Regions from separate parts of the Mus musculus genome. Here region 2 is linked to region 1. Evidence: chromatin loops called from intact Hi-C (ENCODE). Cell type or tissue: heart. All regions are shown on one strand. Each heading gives the region's core, and the rest is flanking DNA. Links, peaks and the distances in the headings are about the cores only. Region 1 has its middle 26 kb from the start of Gm33984. Region 2 has its middle 3.1 kb from the start of Mid1ip1.

Region 1 (4,402 bases), core at 210-4,209:
GAGCACTGACTGTTCTTCCAGAGGTCCTGAGTTCAATTTCCAGCAACCACATGGTGGCTCACAACCATCTGTAATGGCATCCCTACCTGGAAGAGTAGAAGATCAACACATACACAGGCACATGGAGAGAGGAGAAGAAATAAGGAGAGGGATAATCCAGCAAACCAGTTCTTTCTTTGTTTCTGACTGTCTCTAATTAGGCGCAGTGAGACAGTATGCCCACCCTATTCCTTCCTTCTCTTATGCTATGGATGGAGGCTCTTGGAAAGACCAACCCTGCACTTGTGTGTACACTTTGAGAAATACAATAGGAAAGGGCTCTGTTGATGAATAGTCTCTTCATTATCCCCTAGGAAGGCAGTTTTCAGATATATGTAATGCAGCTCCAAAGAATATCCAGCAAGGCAAAACAATTGTTGCCTGTCACATTTGCTGGCTCTTTAACATACCCCTTTAAGGATTGCCATCCCACCTTTTTTCATTGTATTTTCCTCTCACTTCTGCTTCCAATATACTACTTATTTGTAAGCCTTTATCGCAGCCTCTCCATCCTACAGAGTAAAACAATTGCTAAGAAGTAGGTGAATCAAGTTCCTCTGGTGCTTAACTGCAGAAAAAAATGCAAGCGTGATACATTCATCTTACATGTTGATTCTTATATTATTATGTCATTACCTTTAACTGTATGATATTATATTGTTGATAATCACCTATTGCTACAAATAACACACAGAAAGATGATCATCATTATTATTGTTTCATTTTAGAGGTATATTTTATTGTGTAGCTGAGGCTGGCCTAGAATGTGTTAAGTACTTTAGTATGGCTTATAAGTTATATAGCCTCAGCCTCCTCAGTGCTGGGATTACAAGCAGGTGTTGTGAAATTCTCTGCATTCTCTGTAACAAATGGGTACAATATAAGCATATTCATGTATCACAGAATGGCAGCTCCCAAAATACACTTTCCGATTAAAATTTGAATGTTGTTTACATACTGTGTTTTGAACTTGACTCCATTTGCATCTAATAGAAATCATTGCTCTGAGTGTAAAATGGTAAAAAGAAGTTTGCAAACCAGTTTGACTATATATTTTTTTATAATGAAACTAAGCATAGTTTCACCACAAGACTTTACAATCCCTCTCCTTGATATTTACCCAAGAGAAACTGGAACTGAATCCATGCGAAGACTCACACAAATATGTTCTCAAATAGTTAATGATAGTCCATACTTGAAACAAGCTAATTTCTCATCATTGGGAATGATTCAAAAACCTGCTCTGTTCCTACAGTGGAATAATACCTAGTTATAATACAATGAAAAGCTCTGATGCTCCATACAAGGTAGGCACACCTCAAAATCAAATGGCAGAGGAAACCAGACATTGTATGAGTTCATTGCAATGAAGCTCTAAAAAGTGATCATTTGGGATCAGCACCAACGTTTGCTGTGAGGAAGAGAGACACAATTTGGTTTTGTATCATGATTCTGGTGGTCTTTCTACAGCTACATACATCTGCTAAAGCTCAGCCACACTTAAATTCTTTGTTTCATTGTGTTATGAGCAGAATATATAGCATACAGGCCAGAATGTCAAGTGCCTTTAGCCATTGAGCTCTATTCTTAGCAAAATTTTGTTTTGTATTGGGAAGATAAAAGCTGATTTATAATGTGGAACACAATACCCAAATTAAAAGGAACAGTTTTTCAAGCGTGTCATTTAGGATCGCTGCTTTTGCAAGCTTTGAGTTTTTCCACTGGTGACATCTCAATGCTTTCGCTTGGATTCGAAACTTAGGCCTGCTGACCACATACCTCTTCTAAAGTGAGAAAACCAGCTGTCAGCCTAGGACCGTTTCCTCTTGCTTCAGCTCTGCTTCCTGCATTTCTTAGTATTGTCTGTAAATAGCCTCCCTGCTTTCACAACTAAAGGAAAAGCAAGTCTTGAGCTGATTGCCTTTAACTGAAGCTGAAGTGTTCTTCGGGTTAGTTCTGAGATGGCTCATAAAGAACACTTGTGTATATTTACATTTTGATCCCAGACTTCTCTCAGGATTAATGGGCATCAATTTCAATCAGTTTTGTTTTTCAAATTACCTTTCTATACTTGCCATACTTGACAGGAATCTTCAGACCCAGGTACTTCATTCTAGTGGCCTTTGCCACTGTGTCTACCAGTGAGCACACCAATCATGGAAGCTATGCTGATGTTCATGTTGCTTGGCATGAGAAAGTTAACTCTTAGATATGTCGTGCACAATCTTTTTCCTTCTTTGCCATCTTCTTCTGTAGGGGGTACTGCTGACAGCTGAGCAGGCTGCCTCATTAGAATTCACTGGGTGAACTGATTCCCCATTTAACTGAAGGAATTGGTGCACCAAGGGGGTGGGAGAGAAGTCTGTTCTGTCGGAAGTCGACTTCCTTCCTGCCTTTCTGTCAGGAAGCAGGGATGGCAGTTATATGTTCCACAATGGCCTGTCTCAGGAGACACCAGGACACACTCTCACCACTCCCTCAACAAGAAATAGTGACCAATATGTGTTTATTTCAACATGTTTCAAACACCAAATCCAAATGCCTTTTGAAAAACAATGACTGCATTTTATTCCCCCTCAGAATACAAAACCTCATGTCAAATTAGTATTCCTTTCCTTAAAGAGGTCCTTATCCACAGGACTTTTGAGCTGTCACTAAAAGGGGTAAAGGAAAGAGAGAATGTTCCTTTAAGTTATATTGAAGCTTTAGCATTCAACCTGTGAGCACACTGCAGGAAAAATCTTTTCTGCAGTAATTTGCCTGATACAGTGTGGAGCAAAATCTGCACTTCTCCTCCACTTCTGTGCATTACAGTTCATAAACAGAAGGAGTCTTGGAGACCATCTAGCTCCAAAAGTGGTTTTAATCTTGCCCTGGTTGCAGAACAGAAGCATCAGGGCAATTCTAAAGACCACTTTCTTAATGGGGGACGTTGACCCCTGACAAAATTCATGCAACAGTAATTCTAAGTTTTAGACTCTAAATGTTCCTCTTCTACTTTTGGCAAAATTTGAATCAAAGTGGTTTATGAATAATGGCATGATTACCTGTGCATGAAAATACGTTCAGGGTGATTTAGCAACCTCAAAGGAGATGGAGCCTCTGTCTCAGAATCCCCCGAAGGGTTTTGCCTTGTACTTGAAGCAGTTTGGAACAGAATCTATTGTCCATGAAATGACAGGAGGCATCAAATGGGTTCTCATTGGAACAGTAAGCCCAGTAGTTTACTATAATCTAACCCAAGAGAAGAGTGAGGGGAGCTTATTGAAGAAGCTAGCAACACAGAGAACACAGAACATATCTTCTTCTAGTTCATCTTCTTTAAGTTTGTCTTTCACCTTTGTTCCTCTTATTTTCAAACTAAAAGAAACATGTTGCTTGGGCAAAAATTCAGACAAGAAAGAAATTCACTGTCTCATGGTTGTGCATTGCTCTGTGGATTAATTACCTTCCATTCCTGTGATAAAAAGGGACTGTGAAAACAACAATACAAGAGGACTGAATCATCTTAGATCCATTTTAGATGGTTTTGCCCATGGTCTCTGGGCTCTGTTTTCTAGGTCTGTGGTGAGACAGGCCATCATAGTGGCATAAATATGTAGAGGAGGCTCTTGAACTCGTTATACACAGGAAATAGAGAGACAAAGACAGGAAGAGGCTAGGGGAAAGGCACCTTTAAGAATCCAATCTCAGTGAAGTACTTCTAGCTATGCTGTACCTTCTTGATTTTGAGACCCTCCCCAAATAGTATTACCAGCCTGGAGCTAGTGAGAGGGCTATTACATATTCAAACTGTGATACCAAGTAACAAACTATCCTGAAACATAGCATTGTAAGGAAAAGACTTGTACTTTGCTTTTGAACTGATTTTTAGGTAAGAATGAGTAGGAAGTGACAGCACATCTTCCTTTTTTGAGATACCTGAAACCTCAGCTAGGAATGACTACATGGTCTAGGAGCTGTCTAGGCACTTTTATCTCCTTTGTATGGTCTTAAGTTCTCTCCATGTGCTCTCTTCAGATATTCTTTCCAACACTAGAAAAGCATTGGATGGTCAGACTCCTTACATTATGCCTTGTTCTAATGCTATAGCAAAATACTCTGACAAGTGCTACTTAAGGGAGAATGGATTTAGTATAGTTTACAATTTCAGGAGATCATTTCATTATAATGTGGATGTGTGGGTGGGTGTGGAGTTAATAGGAGCTCAGCTGGTCTCATTGCATTGGAAGTCAGGAAGCAGAGACTGAACAGGAAGTGGGATCAATTGTAAATCCTCAACTCTTGTCCCTACTGACCCATTTCCTCCAGAAAGACTCAGTCTCCTAAAGGTTCTTCTCCCACTTTGCCAAACAGAGCCATC
Region 2 (4,402 bases), core at 194-4,193, 140 kb before region 1:
TGTTACATACTTTTAAACTATGAATTTGATTTCAAAGAGGAACGTTCTCATTGTATTTACTTATTTATTTATTTATTTATTTAAGCTCCAAATGCTGTCCCCTTCCAGTCCTTCAGTTTTGTTTTTGTTTTTGTTTTTGAGGGGGGAGTGTTGTTCTTTTTTTTTTTAAGTGGATCTTGGCATTTGAAGAAACTAAATAATTAAGTTTATTTTATTGCTTTAATTTTTTTCTTTTATTTTTTGGGAGGTATAATATTTCATCATTTCCATCTTTCCTTTCTCTCTCAAAGTGCTCCCATATCTTTTGAATTCATGGGCTCTTTTTGCATAACTTATTGCTACACACATATAGGTATGCATATAAAAGTTCCTATTTGGTATTTTTAAAAAGTTACAACAGGTTTTGCCCTTCTTTTTACCTGTTATATTAAAATTTAATGTATCATTATCTACGTAGAATTCTCAAATAAATAGAATTGCTAAGAACAAAACCAAAGTTATTCATTAAAACTGTAAGTTTTCAGCTGGGCGTGGTGGCGCACGCCTTTAATCCCAGCATTTGGGAGGCAAAGGCAGGCGGATTTCTGAGTTCAAGGCCAGCCTGGTCTACAAAGTGAGGTCCAGGACAGCCAGGGCTATACAGAGAAACCCTGTCTCGAATATATATATATATATATATATATATATATATATAAATATATAATTAATATAATATAAATAATATATATATTATATTATTAATATATAATATTATATTATATATTATATATTATTATTAATATATAATTAATATAATATAAATAATATATAATATATTATTAATATTATATATATATATATATATAATTTTCCCTATACTCAGAATTTCTGCCATGACACTGTTCCTGTTTTATTTATTTTATATCCACAGAGGTCAGAAGAGTGTATTGAATCCTTCTTGAGCTAGAGTCTCAGGTAGTTGTAAATCACCTCATGTGGGTGCTAGGATCAGAACTTGGGTGCTCTGGAAGAGTAGCAAATGTTCTTAATCACTGAACTATCTCTCCAGCCCCTATTTCTAGTTCATATATCATGTAACAGTGGTTGATCTGTAACACTACAAAAATATTCTCTAACTCTATAAGAAGGAAGGTGGTCATTACCGTGAGAGCTCAGTAGAACACTTAGCAAGTTTGCTCATACTATTCTGTCTTCTGGATCTTGGTATAATTAACAGGATTCATAGCTGACTGGAAAAAAATACGCCAAAAATACTAAATAATGAATTGATATCCCTCTGAAGGAGCTCTCCAGATGTTTAATCCCACTTTGCTCTTTGTACAGTACTCACTGGTACCCATTACCAGTAGTTTGGATGAATATAGTGAACAGTTAACAAATGTGTAGGTAATATCCAAGTGTAATAGAGCACAAAATCAGAATTCAAACTACTGAAACATGCTGAAGTAATGATCCAAAATCTACTTAGGTAAAAGTAATAGAAAGTTTTGTATTTTGGTCCACAAAATCTCTTCTACTTAGTAATAGGATACACAAGTTTTGTTGCATATACAGCAACATATAAATGTAACCTAACCATTAAAACAAGTCCCTTAAATGCTAGGCAGCATTCTAAGAAGTTTTTATTTGTTGCGTAGTAAAAGAGCATTGCATCTGGCACTGGAGAATTAGGTCTAGAAAAGTTACCATTTACAATAAAATAGGTGCTTTCACCACTCCTTTTTGTCCCAGGAAAGGTGGTACTTGGAATGAGGTCCAGATGTGAAACTTGTAGACATGCCCAAACAACTTCCAAAGACAGTGACCAGGACGAGCTCAACCCAAAGCATGAATTTGTTACAAGAACTGAAGGTAACTGACTTGAGATGGAGTGGACTCAGGGAGACCACTGCTAGACTCACACGCCAGCCTCTATGTGCTTCAAGACTTTCTGAAGAGCTCTAAAACCATTGACCTGATACCAGAGGATGGAAAGCACAAAACGTAGGCAAGGGTGACCACTTGGTGGAGATGTTGTGAGCAATTTCAATACAAGCAGAAGGTTGGACTACATGGTCTTTAAAGGGAGAGTGCAAATGTCATATTTCCAGAACAGTTTTCATGAAGATATTGCTTCTAAGTTTTGTATCAGTGTGATCAAAACTCTCCTTTGTCTTGGCTTGGGGGCGGTTTCTAGTCTTAAATTCTTACTTTCTGTCCAACCCCAAGCCAGACCTTTTTATTTCTTCATTCCTTCTTCTTCCACCAGTTCACTTTTGCTCACAACTTTGCTTTGCAATTTCTGTTCGCCTCTAAAATGCCTTGTTCTCCTAAGCCATCAAAGAGACGCAACAGGAAGGGTAATTTGCGAATTGACTGAGGTGGGGGGGGGGGTTACAGGGGGATGATGAGCCAGTCAAGCATCACTTCCTGGTTACTGATTAAAGAAGGGATTCTACCATTCAGCATTTAAGAGCTTCTCAGTTAGAGCTTAGGACAACGTAGAGGGGATGCAGGATCTCAGACCAGGCTTCTAACAGGAATCTAGCACGCTGGTTAGAAAAAGAGAGACCTTGGCGCCTCACCTGAAGTCAGTACTCAAAAGCCATTTACTCAACTGATCGTTACTAGGGTTCTCTTTAGGCAAAAGGAATCCTGGACAGGTCGCTGGGAGCTTTCTGTCAATTCCAGATCGAGATAGGGAAGGTGCCTGGAGCAACCAGAGAAGCTGCCTAGTTTTTACTGGGCCTGGCCCAACCCGTTTAGTACCCATGTGACCCCCGGAATCGTTCTTTATTTTTTTTACAGCCTTGCTTTAGGAGAAAACTGGCTGCAGGCCGGTTGCCAGGGACGCCTGCCATTAGCTCTTCAGGGCCAGGGTGAAAGAGGACACTTGGGGGGAGGGGTTTATGGCTTCTGACTGGCTAGGGCCAAAAATTCATTTGCATAAGTCTCTCAGAAGCTTTCTGATTGGCTGGGGCAAGAAGGGTGGCGATGGGGTGATTCCAAGGGCCCGGAGCTCTGGCCTGAGGACCTTTTCGTTCTGAAGTTACCCGGTGGGTGTGAGTTATTGTGTGGGCAGGGGGGAGCTGGGAGGCCCGGTTTGGGAAGTTTTGCCGGCAGGTGCATGAGCCATTACCTGGCAGAGTTTTAGAAATGTGTAAGAACAGCAACCGAGAGTCAAGACACTAGAAGATCCAAGCAGAAGGAAGGAAATTGATCCAGATGAAGGATGGAGGCCAAAGGGAAGGGGCTAGAGGCTTTCTCCACGGCTTAGCTAATTTTCAAAGTGGGATGCCTTTACTAGGCAGTTGGGATTTCCGTTTTCTGGGAGCTGTTAGAGAAAAGAAGGCAGGATTCCAGCATTTAATAACCCAAAGCAATTCCAAATTTTCATTAGGGTGCATACTTAAAATATCCAGAGGGTCTGGGTCTCAGAAGGGGTCAAACTACATTTTAAGTTATGAGAAACATCAACTACTGGTAACCAGGTAATGTGTTTTTCTAAAGCTCTCTTCCTTGGCTCTTGTCTGCCATAAGGGTTAAAACAAGCCTGGACTGTTTTGAACACCTCTGTGCAGAAGAAGTGGTAAAGGTGAGGGTGAGGTCCTCTCTGGTTCATCTTAGCCTATTTCCCTATTTTTAAGGGTTCAGACTCTTGGCAGAAAATGCCTCTAAACTGTGATGAAGCCCTAAGTACTTTACAGTGTACACAGTGAAGAGTTTTACCGCCGATACCTCATTGAACCCTAATAGAACCCTTTGCCATAGCCCAAGAAGAAGTTCCTTTTTATTGCTAAAGCAACACTGGAAATTTTTCTCTCATGGGAGACACTCCATTTTGTTGACAAACAGAGGGTGGAAAAGTTTTCAAATCTGGGCATAAGAAGAGAAAGGCTGAGGTTATTGTTATGTGTCAGGTTTACACAATGCATGTTTCCCATCTACATTCTTCTTTCCACTGATCTCCTTAGCTCCACGGGGCAGATAACAAACATTATTTCATGTTTAAAAGAACATGGGACACTGAATCAGAAGGATGAGTAGCTGTCGTTCCAAATCAAGCTGGCTGGCTGGCTGGGACTGTGTCTCCATACATACATACATACATACATACATACATACATACATACATACATAAGAAAGCATTGGAAGCATGGGTTATGATCTAGAACCAGTAAACCAGAGGGAGATGGAGATTTGCCAGTCTGGGTTCTAGAGTTACCAATGACTTTTCTGTCTGTTATCAGCTCTTGTTCCCTTCAAAATTGAAAAGAGACATGATTTTCGGTAGACAGTACCAGTCCTTCAAGAAAAAACAAACAAACAAACAAACCCACATGCATAAGTGTCTCTCCTTGTTTGGGGCGCTTTTTTGTCTTGCAGGGGAATGCCATACTAAAACTTCCCCCCGAAGACTTTA

The links. Hi-C counts contacts between places; a loop is a spot of excess contacts. Peaks named below come from ENCODE experiments on the same cell type or tissue, not always from the same donor. Only the 100,000 strongest peaks of a DNase experiment are listed, where the experiment ranks them.
Region 2: it touches region 1 in a loop (2.8-fold over the local background); 2 of 42 quality-filtered maps call a loop at or near these places.

The regions. Positions count from the first base shown.
Region 1 is chrX:10,855,448-10,859,849 of GRCm38, forward strand. No RefSeq gene overlaps it. Among named protein-coding and RNA genes, the nearest start is that of Gm33984, 26 kb to the right of the region's middle. In heart, for the core only: no CTCF peak of the experiment used is centred there; no DNase peak of the experiment used is centred there.
Region 2 is chrX:10,712,033-10,716,434 of GRCm38, forward strand. No RefSeq gene overlaps it. Among named protein-coding and RNA genes, the nearest start is that of Mid1ip1, 3.1 kb to the right of the region's middle. In heart, for the core only: a CTCF peak has its summit at 2,000; a DNase peak (open chromatin) is centred at 2,899; H3K4me3 peaks cover 1,329 bases; H3K27ac peaks cover 1,145 bases.